2 separate regions of the Homo sapiens genome follow, and region 2 is linked to region 1. A link is an interaction called in ENCODE POLR2A ChIA-PET data of the cell type or tissue named here. Cell type or tissue: CD4-positive, alpha-beta T cell. All regions are shown on one strand. Links, peaks and the distances in the headings refer to the core of each region. The heading gives the core; the rest is flanking DNA.

The links. ChIA-PET counts read pairs that join two places held together with the same protein. Peaks named below come from ENCODE experiments on the same cell type or tissue, not always from the same donor. Only the 100,000 strongest peaks of a DNase experiment are listed, where the experiment ranks them.
Region 2: POLR2A ChIA-PET joins it to region 1 with 7 read pairs; 2 of 35 experiments call an interaction of 5 or more read pairs at or near these places.

The regions. Positions count from the first base shown.
Region 1 is chr5:99,106,392-99,115,936 of GRCh38, forward strand. No RefSeq gene overlaps it. Among named protein-coding and RNA genes, the nearest start is that of CHD1, 180 kb to the left of the region's middle. In CD4-positive, alpha-beta T cell, for the core only: no CTCF peak of the experiment used is centred there; no DNase peak of the experiment used is centred there.
Region 2 is chr5:98,985,225-98,994,769 of GRCh38, forward strand. The region is part of intron 1 of CHD1-DT (CHD1 divergent transcript); the gene reads left to right. Among named protein-coding and RNA genes, the nearest start is that of CHD1, 61 kb to the left of the region's middle. In CD4-positive, alpha-beta T cell, for the core only: no CTCF peak of the experiment used is centred there; a DNase peak (open chromatin) is centred at 4,697.

The DNA.
Region 1 (9,545 bases), core at 621-8,620:
ACATAAAGATGTTTGGGGTATGTGCAGTGTTTTATTAATTCTAAAGTTGCGTGTTCACAGCACAGTATCTTTCCAGTGTATTAAATATGTTTTTCAGGTATATCTAATTTATTAATTTATTTCTTTTTTGGTCATAAAGCTCTGCATTTGCTACTATTTATTTGAGGCATTCTATTATGCCCAAGATTTCAATGAACATTATTTAGACCTCTGGATAGTAATAAATGTGTCTAAGTATATTTGTTGCCAAAGTGAAAACTATAATAGGATAAAATTATTATATAACATATTGCAAATAAACACATTTGTTTTATATGCAAATTAGATCTTGTTATATACTATATAACCATATTATAAAACACTTAAAATAACATTTCATTAGATTTGGAAGTGCTGCTGCATTATTTTGCAGTTATCCTCATGTGTATTCTTAAATTCTCTCCATATAGGAGATAAATCTAGAAATTTAATGATTTACATTGGGGGATTACACTTTTTTCTAGTCTGGTTTGGTGTTTTTCTGTGGCTTGGTAAAGTTGAAGGGGTTGGATTTTACTGTCCTCATTGCCCTCTCTTTAAGCAAAAATATGGATTAAACAAATTTCATCCTTTACTTGCTAAGTAAACTTAAGTAATATAGTTCAGACTACCCAGTTATAGATAAAATCTGAGGCATTCATTGCTCAAGAGTCATGGATGCTCCTTCTTTTCTTCTGTATTTCTTAATTAGAGGGGTTTCTAATCTAACATGGCATCTACTATTTTTCATTAATGTAAAAGAGATGCCAGAGGGAGCTGACCAGTGTCCCTAAAGACTGCCATTGAAAACACACTAAACATTGGCCAGAGTGTGACAGGAGCCACTTGTATCTCCTTCCTTACACATCTAAATGTTGCAAGACATGCTCAATAACTGAGTATTAGTTGTAAGAATACTGAGAGATGGGATTAGAAGCGTTATTTTCTTTTAGTCCTTAAAAATATATCCATGGACTACGGCCATTTGTTTTCATGTATTTCAGTCATTTTGTCCTCAATTTACTCCTGTTTAGTTCCTAGGTTATGAGTTACTCATAATGCCCCAATTTTTCTATTATTAGATTTTAGTCTTGCACATCGAATATTTCCATCATGACCACTTCTTTTTTATAGAGAAATTGCCAGGTTTCTCAGGGTAAATAATGGAGGAGAAAAGTTGAAGGGCAAAGGATATAGAGAGAAAGCTAACAGACAACTTTTTCCCCAAGGCCACCAAACTGGCAAAGAGATGGACTGGTTCCTAAGTTCCCACATTAGGGTTGGACCTTGGTGTTCCAAAGAGAATGTGATTGATGGTGTTAAGAAAACTTGATCTTCTAGTTATATTAAAAATAGAAATAAATTTTTAAAATTAAATTTGAATTTTCAATTTTCACTTTAACATTTTATCACTGATTTCCATTACATTAGGTGGACAAGATGCATTATTCTGAAACCAAACCAAACAGAAAACACAAAAAAACCTTACAACATTTTGATTGTGTTGAGATTTTTACACTGAGATAGAGACAAATATCTTTGGCCAGTCTCAAGTATAGATGATGATGATGATTTTATCATATTTTCCTGTTATTCTGTCAGTAATTCCACACAGGTATGTCTGTGAATAAAGAGACTGTATGGTTCTTTAGATAAAGGGACAATTTGTAAATCTTCTCCCGCTGCCAAAATTATTTTTTCCATTTGAATATTTATTATTTCTGTTTTGTGATAAAGATAAGAATGATAATCTCTTTTCAATGCCATACTAACTTTATTAGGATGGAAAAAGGGTTAAATCAAAGAAGACATTTGTTAAATAAATACCAAATTCGATATGGCATAGGAAATGAACTGCTGGTAGGTATGTCTAGCTCATTGCTTCTGTTTTTATTCAGACCTTGTTCCTAATACATGCCAAATAATGACAGTTAAGACTAGATTTCCTTTCAGCATTTGTGTGTGTGTGTTTGGGGAAACTGCGAGGAGGTTGGTCTATCTATTTTATGATGTTGGCTGTGATACAAAGAAAAACTCGAGAAAAGCAAGGTTCTAGTAGTGGTAAAAGATGGGAAGCTCATATATTATCAATCCATATATTTGTCCCTCTCCATAGTTTTGCTCTTCCACCTTTACCTAAAATAAATAAGGAATTACCTGAGGCAGAATATTGATGGATCTGTTTTTTAAATTGATTATTTTTCAATGCTAAGGCTTAAAGAATAATTAGGGTTTACGAAGGGCTCACGGAAAAGACTTATTTGTTTATAAGCTTTTTGTTAAGCTTCCCTATTCTTTGCATTTTTGAAAATGCGAGGATAGATATTTCCTCCACAGTTAATTTTTCTTGTCATTTAAATGTTGTCATTATTAATATACAAAAATATTTTATGTGGAATTTCATTGATTATGTATTTACATTAATTTGAATACAGGCTTAACAGATATTTACATTTATATTTTCAAAGAAAAAAATACTAAGAAATTAACAGTAAATGTAATTTCGGTGTTGTATCTACCTAATTAGATAAATGAATTGTTTTCAGTCAGCTTAGAAACACTCCAAATGTAATATAGTGTAATTGCTATTTATAAATACATAAATTCAATTTCAGGTTCTTCAATAATTTAAAAATTATTTCTGTATATTCATTATAGCAGGACTTTAATGTTGGGTAACTCCGTTAATGCATGCAACTGGAATAATAATGCTGTACACCTGAATTTTGTTATATTTATAATGAGATACATATTAATGGCAATTTTTTATTAGATTTTTTTTACAGTTAATACAACTTGATAAAGTTTTACAGCATTAGTTTTTGCAAAGGACAGTAAAGGACAAAGAAGAAGTTTAAAACAGTTAAGAGACAAATTTATTGTTTCATAAGCTTCTTAGAGTTAGATTACTTTGAAGTTACTGCTACATGCTGAAGTATAATTTTGGCAAAAGATTTTTAAAAACCTAGATATTATGATATTGACTATGTAAGCATTCTAAAGTAATTATTGGAAGTATGTGTACTTTAATTACTTTTAATAGAAAACACTGTACAGTAAAAAATAGTATCAACGGTGTAGTAATATAAAAATGGTAAAATAGTACAAAAAAGCATTAATTTACCTTGTGGCTTTAGTTGAGTTACTAGGCATCTCTGAGTCTCAATTTCCTAATTTGGACTGAATGATCTGTAGGATTTAAAATTCGAAAATGACCTATATCTATAATATTGCTACCACACAACTTCAAAGAACTTCAGTATCATGCAATGTTGATGTAATCATGTATTTACTTAAAGCAGCAAGGCTTTTAGAATACGAGTTTATACATAAGGTTAGTTTATCAGATCAAAGCGTTTCATTTTGAGGAAACTACCAAGCTTGCATGATTATTATCATTCAAGGCAAAGCTACTTTATTCCCTGGCAGATGAAATGTTATCTGGAATTTTCATTTTGTTGTTGGCATTCACATTTTAGGGATACCTAAGGAAACCAAACTGGTTTTTACTATTATCGATCATAGTTGGTATTGATGGTACCAAAAAGCGTAATCAGTTGTTTAGAGTGAGATGTTCAGTACTTTCCTTTCTACATGTAACACTTTAAAAACCTTGCTTGGAAGAGAAGTTTATTTTTCATACAGGAGCTGGTGATCCTTTTGAAGTGGAATTAGATTCTTGTTGTCATGGCAACACAAGATTCCACACTCCTGCTTCTCTCAATGTATATTTTTCTGAGTCAGGGTGTTTATAAGTGTTTTATTCATTGATGATAGTGCGTGGTTATTGGCATCGAGTAACTAGATCAGCCAGATGACATCTATGGTTCCTGTCAACTTTGAATTTCTAAGATATTGGACATTCCAATAGAAGTGATTGTAGTGTCTCTTTTAGGATGGAGTTGGGATACTAACTTTTACTTTCTTAAATACATTAATCAGTCTATATAATGCAAATGGCTATAACAAGCAACACCCATACATACAGTGGCTTAGCACAGCAAATGTTTTTTTGTCTTGATTATATCAAGTGGTTGACAGGGCATAGCTGTACCAGAGGGTGACTTGTCTCTGTTGACTCTCAGAGGCTACTAGGAGTCTTCCACTGGATCTCTTTCATCTGCCTGTCTAAGAAGCCAAGAAGGAAAGCATGCAGAATCACACAGGTTGTTTATGGCTAGTTCTGGAAGTTGCACTCATCAATTCTGTACACATTGCAGGACCCAATCACGTAGCCCTAACTAACTTCAAAGGAAGCAAGGATATGTAGTCTTCTTGAGGGCTAGAAAGGGAAAATGGAATTGGCAAACAGTCTGTTTCTGACATGGTGCCTTTTTGTTTACAAATGTTCTATGTGTAATTGGTATATCTTTGGGGAAATTAGATCTCTCTATTTAAAATTCACTTTGAATGATGAACAGGTGGTAGCTGATGTATTAATTTAAATTTATCCTTGTTGCCTTTTCATAAAAGACTTGTTCATTATTTCTTTCCATACAATTTAGGGTATTCTGACTTTAACCATTAAGTTTTTATTTTTTATATCTATTGCTACCTTAGGATCTTACTTTAATTATTAAGCTTTTGGTTCTGTTAAAGAGAACTTCATAACTTACAAAATAATAATCATAACAGGACTTTAAAAATTCCTCAGAGGCAAGATGAACTTCATTTGAAGTAATTGAAAGTCAATTATTTTGTTTTAAAATTCACTTTTAGTTTAATTACCTGCTATTACAAGAAAAGTTGCTTAATAATCTTTTTGCTGTTCCTTACATCTGCAATAAGTATATAGCCATGTGTGACCAATTAAAGATGTTCATAAATACTTTGACACTTCTCCATTGATAAGTGGAGGCTATAGTCCCTCATTTGAATCTGGGTGACCTCTGTGGCTGCTTTGAAAATAGAATAAGGCAGAGATGATGCAGTGCAAGTATTCAGGTTTATATCTTAAGGCAATGGCAGCTTTTACTCTTGTCTTTTGGAATTGATGCTCTTGGAATGAAGCCACCATAATGTAGGGCTTAAAGCCCCATGGGAGCCATGTGTAGGAGGCTTGGATAACAGCTCCAGTGAATGCGCCATCCTGCAGCCAGTATCAATTGTCAGCCATGTGAGTGAGCCATCTTGGATGTTAGTCCAACAGAGCCTTCAGAGGATTCATTCAGCCCCAGGTTCTTTCTGAATGCAATCAGTCAGAGATTCCAAAAAACTGTCTGGCTGTTTAGGTCAAGGTAGAAATGTGAGAGATCATAATAATAGTTTACGTCACAATAAAAACCTAGAACACTGTATTTTTCTTTATTAAGATCTTATTCCTAAAAGTCTTCTAACACCATCATAACAAATGTTTTTTTTTTAACCAACCTTTGAATATGGTTGAATAATTATGGGATTTAGAGAAATGAATATGAATCACATCTCTTTTTATTTATGTATGTATCAATCTATGTGTCTATCTACCTATCTGTTTGTATTCGTTGCAACCTAGCTGCCAGCTGAGACAAGTTTGTGGATTAATATTTGAGTCTGAGTGACATTGCCAAGGACTGGGTTCAATGAGACATATGTTTCAAGGTTGCCAGCAGGCAATATTCTTATCATTTTCTGGGTCATTGCCATAAACTAGAATTCTAAGACCATAATCATTTGTTCTAAGGAAGCATCAGACTCAACAGTTTGTCCTGGGTGGCAATGTCAAAGTATGGTATAGCTGGTGGGCAAACTTGGTCACCAGAGAAAACTGCACATGTGAAGTTGTTCAAGAAACAGGGGATTCAAACATTGTTGGTTAAATGATGTGAATTCAGGCAGGTCAGGCTATGCGTGGATTATAATGAGCTGTATCCTTATATTCTATTATTTGGAAGATCCAGAAAGGATCAGATTACTTTCCTTCATCTAGAGGTCTGTATCCTAAAATGATACCACTACAGATTCAGTTTTTTTTTGTCTCCAGAACATCTATTAAAGTATGAATATTCTCTTGGAGGCTAGTACTTGGAATAAACTTACTCAGGTATTAGAGATTTTCATACATATTGTTTTTTTTCTAAGAAGAGAGGAGCCTTTAAAGAGAACTGGTGTTATTCTTGGGAAGATGCTGAATGTTGAAATAGGGAAAAAAGAGAGATGTCATATATTGCATACTTTATAATTTCATCTGAGCTAATGCTAAATGCACTATTTAAGAATTATAAATGCATTTATAATTCTGTTTGCTGCATTCTGCTGTTATCCTTTGAAATCATATGAGCTTTGAGGCAGGCCCATATGTTTTATAAAGTAGTAATATAGTAAATCAATAACATTTATTAAAACTCATTAACTGATAAACATTCCTTTTACCAGTCCTCTTCCAGGGCATATGTAAAATGTTGGAAACTGACAATGTGAATTCTGAACAGAACATGATAGTGCTTTCTTCAACAGGCATAGGCTTAGAATTAGAAGCCTTTTGGTAGTTCCCTAATGTGTTATGTATAAATGGAATAATAATCTAAGACATCAGCTTCTACAGATAATACAGCTAAAGTAAATTGATTGGCAGGTGATTTTTTTGCTCCCAATTTCCTTCTATTGTTCTCTCTCTCTCTCTCTCTCTCTCTCTCAGCATATGGCCACAAAACTAGAGACTACAGGCCGGGCGCGGTGGCTCACGCCTGTAATCCTAGCACTTTGGGAGGCCGAGGAGGCCGGATCACGAGGTCAGGAGATCGAGACCATCCTGGCTAATACAGGTGAAACCCCGTCTCTACTAAAAATATAAAAAATTAGCAGGGCGTGGTGGCGGGCACCTGTAATCCCAGCTACTCGGGAGGCTGAGGCAGGAGAATGGCGGGAACCTGGCAGGTGGAGCTTGCAGTGAGCTGAGATCGTGCCGCTGCGCTTCAGCCTAGTCGACAGAGCGAGACTCCGTCTCAAAAACAAAACAAAACAAAACAAAACAAAACAAACAAACAAACAAACAACTAGAGACTACATTTCTCAGGACTCTTGGTCAAGGGTGCTGGTGCTCACAAACTAAGTTATCACCAGTGGAATGGAAATAGAAGTGATTTGGACAATTTTTGCCTAATTTTCTTAAAAATAAAAAGTACCCTGGGTTTCCTCTATTTTTTTCCTTCTTGTAAATAGAACATAATGTGCTTGTGACCCAGCTTCAACCATGCAGATGAAAATAATACCTTAGGGGAAGTGGTAAAGCAATAAGGTGAAAGGTACCTATGAGCCTGAAGGACCTTGTGGATCAAGGCCACTTCAGCAACCTTGAACACTCGCCTTGGGATCATTATATGAAAGATAAGTAAATTATACCTTATATAGGCCAGTAATTTTTCTCACTTTTTAAAAGTAGCTTAGCCTTTATTGTAACTATTATGCTTCACCTTTTATGATTAAGATAAATATTCTCTTCTATGAAAGAGTTCAGCAGATAGCCTCATGTATGTGATAGTTAATTGCCTTAATAACTTGATGATGTTTAAAAAATTCTGAAAATGATGCAGTGGGTTGAATACTGTCATAAATGTAATCATAAAATATTATGTAAGTGACCCAATGAACATATATATGTAACTTAGACAGTAAGCCCAATGGGAAGGCATCAAATTATTTCCTGTCAAAATATTCCCTATTTTTGTTGTCCATATTTCTTTTAAACTTAGACCTCTATTGCTACATGGTGAATATCTTTTTCATTCACTTACTGTATCCTTACTTTGTTGTAGGGACTAGAGAAATCAAAGAAGCATTGGCTCTGATTGGAAGGAGCTCATGTTCTTGTCTGTTTTGATGAACATGGTCTCCCAGAACTCAGAACAGTGCCTACCATGTGAAGTACTTGGTGAATATTTGAAGATTAAATGAATATAGTTAATGAGAAAAGATATATACAAAAAGTTTAGTAATATGAAGAACTATTGGAGTGACAAATGGCCATTAAAACAAGAGCTATGGAGTTTAGAATAGTGAGAGTCAACATTAGTGTGCAAGTGCTGAAGTATGTGTGCAATTTAGCTGGACAGGGTTTGTATTGGTTCCTGGGCACAATGACAAACAGTATGCACAAAGATAAAGGCAGTATAGATCAGCTCTGTCCACTAGAACTTACTGTGATGATGGGGGTGTTCATATTTGTACTGTCTAGTATGGTACCAACTAGCCACATGTGGCAATTGAGCACTTGAAGCAAATATGACAGAGGAACTGACATTTAAATTTTATGTAATTTTAGTTAATTAAAATTTAAATAGCCACATGTGGCTAATGGCTATCTATCATACTGGAAACACAGGAACAGATAATTCAAGTAGTAAAAATGTATACACAAAGATTTAGATATGAATGATCCAGGTAAGTTTTGAGGCTAGTGAGCTAACTCAGGTGCTGAAAGTTGTTTGGGAGTACTGAACTCAGTACTAATCTAAAGGAAGGCTGCGGAAAGGTGTCTTCAAGCCTCATTCAGGAACTGCCAAGTTTGCATTGGCTTTTCTATGGTACTATTTCAGTTGTACACACACACACACACCACACACACACACACACAGACAGCCTTGAAATGAGAACTATATTATTGAAAGATATTGAGAAAACTAAAAAGGTCAGTCAAGATTTTTTAATATGTAGCCCATATTTTCTTCTTTTTTTAGTTTGTTGCTAGCTTAAAAAATATAGTTCTGAGATTGTGTGTGTCAGGACATCTAGATTCCAATTACAAGAGTTCTCATCAAATTATTTATTTCATGGAAAGCCATGACATGCTAGCCTGCAGTCTTTTTAGTCTGATTATTTTCCGGGAAATTGTTATGTGTAAAGATAAAATTTAAATTTTTTTCACTAATTCTAGTATAATTTATTTGAAAGTTATACATTATTTGTATCAATTTTTCCAAGGAGATATCTTTTATCTTTAATAATAAACACTGGTAGTTAATACTTAGTGAACACAATTCTGAAATACAGTATGCTAAATTTTGTACATATATATGAGAAAGAGAATTGAATGAGAAGGGAATATGGAGATTGAGGAACAGAAGATGAGGAAAAAGCAGGACAGGGGATACATTACCGACTTGTTTAATAGCATATTTAGTTTTATTGAATATTCGAGTTCATTCTCTCTATTCTCTGGATGCATGCTTCTGATATGGAACAGCGGCAGGATTTCTCTAAACTGAGAAGTATCAGAATGTGATAAATCTCTCTTCTAGCTGTCATGGTGTATTGCATGGTGTAAGTGATGTGCAGTCTCTGTGAGATGGGAAAATAGAAGTGGATAGGAAAATAGAGAGAATATTTTTTCTTCTAGATATCGAGGTCATTTTATGAGATATAAAGACAGAAATGTTTCTGGGAGGCATCCTGCTCACTCCCGCAAAGCTTTTATCGATCTACTGTAAAAAAGCCAATTTCTACTTCTGTATGTGTGGAACTCCTATTGAGGACAAAAGTAAAGGACACACCTGGATCCAAAGGGGAATGTTTTAGCTTGACTTTTCTAAAATAAATTCCAGCAGGAAAAA
Region 2 (9,545 bases), core at 501-8,500, 120 kb before region 1:
TAATATTCTTAATATTCTGAACAGTGACTGATCATTTAAAATATTTAGAGAAATTTTAGGGAAAGACAAATGGGGTTATATATCCTTACCTACTATGATACATATAATTAACAAAACAAGAATGAACAATATTAGCATATCATTACAAACTCCTTCACCTCAGCAAAATGTATGAATATTGAAAGTGGTAGCATTTAAGGAATAGGTTGAGAAAGGTAGGGGAAAGGTTATAGTTTGCTACAATTTGTTATAAGCCTTTTTCTGTTCCACTGAACTTTTAAATTATGTGTATACATTATTTTAATACAAGTTAAAATTAGTTAAAAGTCAAAAGTATTACAAATTACAAATTATTATCATATATACACAGAGTCACATATAGAATACACTAGCCCTGTGTTAGTCTGGATCCTCCAAAGAGCAGAAGCCAAGATAGGATTAAATATGAAAAATATTTGTTAGGGTAAATACTGATGAAAGAAACATGGGGAGTTGGGAGATGCTAGGAGAGCCATAGGACTATTATGCATGTCTGATTCTGAGTGAAGAAAAGGGAAAAAGAAAGGAGGAAGGTAGGCAGGCAGGAAGGAAGGAAAAAGGAAGGACCGGGAGAAGCAACTTTTACTGTTGTGTAATCAAAGGAAAAGTCTGCAAGACCACTGGAGGGTCCTCAAACCAAAGCAAACCGGCTGGGCGTGGTGGCTCATATCTGTAATCCCAGTACTTTGGGAGTCTGAGGCGGGCAGATCACCTGAGGTCAAGAGTTCGAGACCAGCCTAGCCAACATGGTGAAACCCTGTCTCTAATAAAAATACAAAAATTAGCCGGGTGTGGTGGTGCACGCCTATAGTCCCAGCCACTCGGGAAGCTGAGGCAGGAGAATCGCTTGAACCTGGGAAGTGGAGGTTGCAGTGAGCCGAGATCGTGCCACTGCACTCCAGCCTGGGTGACAGAGCGAGACTCCATCTCAAAAACAAACAAACAAACAAACAAAAAAACACAAAGCAGACCATCAGAAGAGTCCTGGCATCTCCCAGGAACAGGCCTGTCTTCCTGCTGGATGGGAGCAGCTCCTGGAAAATTTGGCTTCAGTGCAAACCTAGCAATTGATTTCAGACCACAGAGGTAAGAGCTCTTGACCCATTAGACTTCCTGCTGTAGAAGATCTAAGAGGCACACTCTCATGGTTGCCACTGCCACAAGGACTATATTGAAAATAAAAAGATTTTATGTGATCTATTGAAATAAGTGTTTAAAAAAATTAAATTAGCAGGGGGTTTTTGTTTCTTTTTTTTTATTTGAAAAGAAGGGATTCTAGTATTACCTATCACTTAGGAGCTTTGTGAGAATAAAGTGAATAGAAAGATTAGATAAATAGATATAGATATGTCTTAATCTCATAGCCTGTCACATAGAAAATGCTATATATTTATATATTAGGTAACAATGCTACAATAAGGTAGACAATTCTGGGTTTTATTTATGTTACATCATCTTCCCCTTCCTGACACATGGAAGACTGCTGTGTCACTTGATTTGATGAAAAAATGTGAGCAGAAGTGATGCATATCATTTTCAGGCAGATGCAGTGAAAGTCCATTGACAATTCTTCATCTATCTTTCCCTGCTGGTCATGAAGGAGGCCTCAAGTCGAGGTGAAAGAGCTAACATACATCAAAGTAATCTGGATCTCCGGAAAATCCATAGAAAACACGTGCCCTAGAATAATTCCTGGACCTGCAGTAAACTTTGCATAAAGGAAGAAATGGATTTTTGTCTGCATTTTTTTTTTTTCTGAGACAGAGTCTTGTTCTGTTGCCCAGGCTGGAGTGCAGTGGCATAATCTTGGCTCACTGCAACCTCTGCCATGGGTTCAAGGGATTCTCTTGCTTCAGCCTCCCAAGCAGCTGGGGTTACAGGTATGCACCACCACGCCAGGCTATTTTTTTTTTCTTTTTTGTATTTTTGGTAGAGATGTGGTTTCACCATGTTAGCCAGGCTGGTCTCGAACTCCTGACCTCAAATGATCCACCTGCCTAGGCCTCCCAAAGTGTTGGGATTACACGTGTGAGCCACTGCATCCAGCCAATTTTTTTCCATGATAGCAACATAACCTAGACTCTCCTGACAAATACAGCTATTATTGTTGTTATTATTATTTCTAAAGATCCTCTCATTGAACAAGTGACTGAATTTCTGTGTTTTTGTTTGTTTTGCAGTAATGTGGAACAAGTGACAATTTCATTTTTTAAGAATGCTGTTTGTACAAACAACCCCATCAAAAAGTGGGCAAAGGACATGAACAGACACTTCTCAAAAGAAGACATTTATGCAGCCAAAAAACACATGAAAAAATGCTCACCATCACTGGCCATCAGAGAAATGCAAATCAAAACCACAATGAGATACCATCTCACACCAGTTAGAATGGCGATCATTAAAAAGTCAGGAAACAACAGGTGCCGGAGAGGGTGTGGAGAAATAGGAACACTTTTACACTGTTGGTGGGACTGTAAACTAGTTCAACCATTGTGGAAGTCAGTGTGGCGATTCCTCAGGGATCTAGAACTAGATATACCATTTGACCCTGCCATCCCATTACTGGGTATATACCCAAAGGACTATAAATTATGCTACTATAAAGACACATGCACACATATGTTTATTGAGGCATTATTCACAAAAGCAAAGACTTGGAACCAACCCAAATGTCCATCAATGATAGACTGGATTAAGAAAATGTGGCACATATACACCATGGAATACTATGCAGCCATAAAAAATGATGAGTTCATGTCCTTTGTAGGGACATGGATGAAATTGGAAATCATCATTCTCAGTAAACTATCGCAAGAACAAAAAACCAAACACCGCATATTCTCACTCATAGGTGGGAATTGAACAATGAGAACACATGGACACAGGAAGGGGAACATCACACTCTGGGGACTGTTGTGGGGTGGGGGGAGGGGGGAGGGATAGCATTGGGAGATATACCGAATGCTAGATGACAAGTTAGTGGGTGCAGCGCACCAGCATGGCACATGTATACAAATGTAACTAACCTGCACATTCTGCACATGTACCCTAAAACTTAAAGTATAATAATAATAAATAAATAAATAAATAAAAAAGAATGCTGTTTGTAAAATAAGGAGAGAAAAATGGAGCTGATTGAACCATCAGAATGCAATGCAAGTCTGATTCTGAATGAAGAAGAGAGGAGGGAAGAAAAGGAGGAAGGCAGGCAGGCAGGAAGAATGAAAGACAGGTGGAAGCATCTTTGACTGAAGTAAAGTCTAAGGAAAAGAAGGAATTTGTAATTTGGAGTAATTTTTAATTTTTCTTTCTTCATAACCACATCCAATCTATTACTAATTCTTTTAGACTCACCTTCAATAAATATCCCAAATCCAGAAACTTTTCACCATTTTGAAACCATCTTAATCTCCTATCTGGGTTAATAGTCTCTCTCTCTCTCTCTCTCTCTCTCTCTCTCTCTCTCTCTCTCTCTCTCTCTCTCTCTCTCTCTCTTTTAAGACAGGGTCTCACTCTGTCGCCCAGGCTGGGGTACAGTGGAGCAGTCTTGGCTTACGGCAGCCTCCATCTCCTGGACTCAAGAGATCATCCCTTTATTTCACTGTATACTAAAATTAACTCAAGATAGATTAAAGACTCTTAAACGTAAGACCTGTAACAATAAAAGTTCTAGAAGAAAACCTAGGAAAAACTCTTCTGGACATTGGCCTAGGCAAAGAATTCATGACTAAGACCTCAAAGGCTAATGCAACAACAACAAAATAGACAAATGGGACTTAAATTCAAAAGCTTCTGTACAGCAAAAGAGTCAACATAGTGAACAGAAAACCTGCAGAATAGGAGAAAATATTTTCAAACTTTGCATCCAGCAAAGGACTAATGTCCAGAAACTACAAGAAACTCAAACGATTCAGCAAGAAAAAAACTACTCCAGCAGGGTGCGATGGCTCAAGCCTGTAATCCCAGCACTTTGGGAGGCCGAGGTGGGTGGATCAGGAGGTGAAGAGATCGAGACCATCCTGGCCAACATGGTGAAATCCCATCTTTACTAAAAATACAAAAATTAGCTGGATGTGGTGGCACTCATCTGTAGTCCCAGCTACTCAGGAGGCTGAAGCAGGAGAATCGCTTGAACCTGGGAGGCGGAGGTTGCAGCCAGCCGAGATCGCGCCACTGCACTCCAGCCTGGCGATAGAGCAAGATTTCGTCTAAAAAAAACAAAAAGGAAAAAGAAAAAGAAAAAACTACACCATTAAAAAGTGGGCTGTTTTTCAAAAGAAGACATACAAATGGCCAAGAAGCATATTAAAAAATGCTCCACATCACTAATTATCAGAGAAGTGTAAATTAAAACCACAATGAGATATCATCTAACACCAGTCAGAATGGCTGGGATTGGTTTTATTTTGTTTTTTGTGTGTTCATTTTGTTTATTTGTTTGTTTTTGTTTTTAGGGACAAGGACTTTGTATTAATCTGTTTTCATACTGCTATAAAGAACTGCGCGAGACTGGGTAATTTATAAAGGAAACAGGTTTAACTGACTCACAGTTCAGCATGGCTGGGGAGGACTCAGGAAACTTACAATCATGACAGAAGGCAAAGGGGAAGCAGGAAGCTTCTTCACAAGGTGGCAAGAAGGAGAAGTGCCAAGGGAAGAGGGAAGAGCCCCATATAAAACCACGAGATCTCTTGAGAACTCACTGTCTATCATGAGAACAGCATGGGGGAAACCAGCCCCATGATTCAGTTACTTCCACCTGGTCTCACCCTTGACATATGGGGATTATGGGGATTATAATTCAGGATGAGATTTGGGTGGTAACAGAAGGCCTAATCATATCAATCTTGCTCTGTCACCCAGGATAGAGTGCAGTGACATGATCACAACTCACTACGGCCTCAACCTCCCACACTCAACTGATGTACCCACCTCAGCCTTGCAAGTAGCTGGGACTACAGGCACATGCCACCATGCTGGGCTAACTTACTATTTTTTGTAGAGGCAGAGTTTCACTATGTTACCCAGGCTGGTCTTGAACTCCTGGGCTCAAGCCCAAGAGTCTGTCTGGAGCCCAGGAGTTCAAGACCAGCCTATGCAACATAGTAAGACCCTGTCTATGTTGAGACTGTCTAAATCCTCCTGCCTCAGCCTCCAAAAGTGCTGAGATTACAGGAGTGAAAAATGGCTATTATTAAAAATGAAAAAAAAAATAGATGTTGGTGAGGATGCAGAGAAAAGAGGATGCTTATACACTGTTGGTGGGGATGTAAATTAGTACAACTTCTGTGAAAAACAGTATGGAGATGTCTCCAAGAACTAAAAATAGAACTACCATTCAACCCAACATCCCACTACTGAGTATCTACCCACAAGAAAAGAAATGATTATATCAAAATCTACCTGCACTCATGTTTATAGCAGCACTATTCACAATAACAAATATGTGGAACCAACCTAAGTGTCCATCAACGGATGGTTGAATAAAGAAGATGGTACATATATACCATGGAATACTACTCATCCATAAAAATACATGTAATCATGTTTTTTGCAACAACATGGATGGAACTGGAGGCTATTATCTTAAATGAAGTAACTCAGAAACAGAAAGCCAAATATCTCATGTTCTCACTAGTAAGTGGGAGCTAAATAATATGTACACATGGACATAGAGAGAGGAATAACAGATATTGGAGACTTGGAAAGGTAGGAGGGTGGAAGTGGAGGGTGAAGGATGAGAAATTGCCTAATGAGTATAATGTACACTATTAGGATAATGGGACCATTAAAAGCCCAGACTTCATCACTCTGCAGTATATCCATGTAACAAATCGGCACTTGTGCTGGCCCGGTGGCTCACACCTGTAGTCCCAGCACTTTGGGAGGCCAAGGTGTGAGGATCCCTTGAGCCCAGAGGTTCAAGACCTGCTGGGCAACATAGGGAGACCCAGTCTCTACAATTTTTTTTTTTTTTTTTTTTTTAACAATTAGCTGTGTGTGGTGATGTGCACTTGTGGTCTCACCTACTCAAGAGGCCAAGGTGAGAGGATTGCTTGAGCCTGGGAGCTCGAAGTTACTGTAAGCCCTGCACTCCAGCACTGCACTCCAGCCTGGCAACAGGGCAAGATCCTGTCTCAAAAAAACCAACCAACCAACCAAAGAAACAAGCAAAAATTCACTTGTACTCTCTAAGTCTATAAAAATTTAAAATAATAAGAGGGAAGTTGATCTATGAAAAACCAAGCATATAAGTATTAAATTAATAAAAGTCATTTGATAGCATTAATGTAAACCTTAATTTTGAATACCAAATTTAATATTGCTCCTCATCTTTTGATTTCTAAACTGTGTTGAGATATTAAAGAGAGACAAATGAATAACTACTATCTTAGCTCCACAAGTTTCCTAGTAGAATTGGAGTCTGCTGAAGTCATCTGCATTGCACATTCATTAGGTATTTTATATATTTGATTTTTTTTAATTATTTTTATTTGGAGGCAGGGTCTCTTTATGTTGCCCAGGTTGGACTCGAATTTCTGGGCTCAAACAATCCTACCACCTCAGCATCCCAAGTAGCTGGGACTACTGGTACATGCCACCTGAGTAGCTGGGATTACAGGCATGCGCCACCATGCCCAGCTAATTTTTGTATTTTCAGTAGAGACAGGATTTCGCCATATTGGCCAGGCTGGTCTCAGACTCCTGGCCTCAAGTGATTTGCCTGGGTGTGGTGATATATTAGTATATTTAATATTAAATAAAAACTGTACAGTTCTTAGCAGAAGAAGCTTTGTACACTTTCCTAATTTCCACTTATCATTCTTTTTTTGTTGTTTTTCTTGAGACAGAGTCTTGCTCTGTCGCCCAGGCTGAAGTACAGTGGCACGATCTTGGCTCACTGCAACCTCCGCCTCCCGGGTTCAAGAGATTCTCCTGCCTCAGCCTCCCCAGTAGCTGGGATTACAGGCACGCACCACCACGCCTGGCTAATTTTTGTATTCTTAGTAGAGATGGGATTTCACCATGTTGGCCAGGCTGGTCTCAAACTCTTGACCTCGTGATCCACCCACCTCGGCCTCCCAAAGTGCTGGGATTACAGGTGTGAACCACCGTGCCCAGTGCTCCACCTGTCATTCTTGACCATTTTTTCATAAACTCAGACACTGGTTTGGGCTCTTGATGACTTATAGATGGTAAAAGGTTGACATTGTGGAAGACAGTGTGGTGATTCCTCGAAGACAGAAATACCATTCGACCTAGCAATCCCATTATTGGGTGTATACACAAAGGAATATAAATCATTCTGTTATAAAGACACATGCATGTGTCTTTATTGCATGTGTCTTGCAATAAACTGCCTGAACAGTTCATTGCAGCACTGTTCACAATAGCAAAGAACTGGACTCAACCTAAGTGCCCATCAATGATAGACTGGATAAAGAAAGTGTGGTACATATATGCCATGGAATACTAGGCAGCCATACAAAAGAATGAGGTCATGTCCTTTGCAGGGACATAGTTGGAGCTGGAAGCCATTATCCTTAGCAAACTAACTCAGGAACAGAAAATCCATACTGCATGTTCTCACTTATAAGTGGGAGCTAAATGATGAGAACATGTGTACACACAGAGGGGACCAACACACACTGGGGCCTATGAAAGGGTGGAGGGTGGGAAGGAGGCACAGGATCAGGAAAAGTAACTAATGGGTACTAGGCTTAATTCCTGAGTGATAAAATAATCTGTTCAACAAATCTCCATGACATGAGTTTAGCTATGTAACAAACCTGCACATGTAACCCCAAACTTAAAAGTTTTAAGAAAAAGAGAACTGGGGGGCAAGGGGAGGGAGAGCATTAGGACAAATACCTAATGCATATGGGGCTTAAAACCAGATGACCGGTTGATAGGTGCAGTAAACCACCATGACACATGTATACCTATGTAACAAACCTGCACATTCTGCCCATGTATCCCAGAACTTAAATTAAAAAAAAAAAAAAACAAAGAGAGAACTGTCACAAGCAAAAGTATATCACAAGCAAAAATATGTTTTTCTTGAAGACCGACAAGCTCAAATAGACCTCTGTGAATTCTTTCTGTAAGTGAACTTTTAAAAAGGGAAGGTTTAGGAATGGAAGAGAAAAAAGAAAAGAAGACACCACTTTCTCAATTAGGAGGAACCCTAAGGCCATCTACTACTTACCCATAAAGTAAGGAAGGTTTATAGAAAAAAACCCAGTGAGGAAAAGCCAGGTGCAATACCACATGCATTCAAGGAACTTTAAAGAGTGCTTCTCAAAGAAAAGGGTCAGAGTGTGCCTTTGGGGCAGGTAGGAGGATGAAAGAATTTTATCGCAGTCACTGCAGGCTGTGGCATAAACTGAAAAAGGTTGAGAAAGTACTGCTTTAACCTTTTCACTAGTGACATAAAAAACTCCAGCCCCCAGCATTGTTACCTACTTTTGTTATCAGTAGGTATCCTCTTTTGGAGGCGAAGTGAGGCAAGAAACGCCTTGAGTTCCCTCAAGTGTAAAGCCAATAGCTTTTATTTTGTCCTCCTGTTAACCCACATGAATTTAACACTCCAACCATGGGATGTTGCTGTTCCATTCAAATGAGATCACAGAGTATTAGAAATACCCTAACTGGGCCAGGCACTGTGGCTCATGCCTGTAATCCCCAGCACTTTGAGGGGCCAAGGCAGGCGGATTGCCTGAACTCAGGGGTTCAAGACCAAACTGCACAAAGTGGGGAAACTCTGTCTCTACAAAAAATACAAAAATTAGCCAGATATGGTGGTGTTCCCCTATAATCACAGCTACTTAGGGGGCTGAGGTGTGAGGATCACTTGAGCCCAGGAGGTGGAGTTTGCAGTGATCCATGTTCACACCATTGCAGTCCAGCCTGGGTGACAAAGTGAGACCCTGTCTCAAAGAGAAAAAAAAAAGAAATGCCCTAACTGATTGTAATCCTTACCACAGCTGCTTTGCATCATCCAGAGATGGGCCATGTAGCCCGCTCAAGGCATGGTGTTTCCTCTAGACACATCAGAAATAGGATAGGACAATATTTTAACCGAAATGACATATGACAACTCAAAACTATGTATGTGGCCAACTGGGAGCTAGCCTCTTAGAATGATCCAAAAACTGTTTAATTTGGTTAGCACTTTTGATAAATAAATACTGAATTTGAATGCCCTTAGACTATAGACATGCTTACTCTGATTTGCAAAAGCCAACTACCTCTTCTAGATTCTATTATTCGCTACTTTATTTCCCTGTCTCTGAACTCCCCAATACACCTTGTAATGTTTACTTTTAGATGTCAACTTGACTGGATTACTGAATACACAGAAACCTGGTAAAGCATTATTTTGGGGTGTGTCTGTGAGGGTGTTTACAGAAGCGATTAGCATGTGAGTGTGAATGGACTAGGTGAGGAAGACCCTCCCTCAACGTGGGTGGGCACCATCCAATTTGCCAGGGCTGGAGAACAAA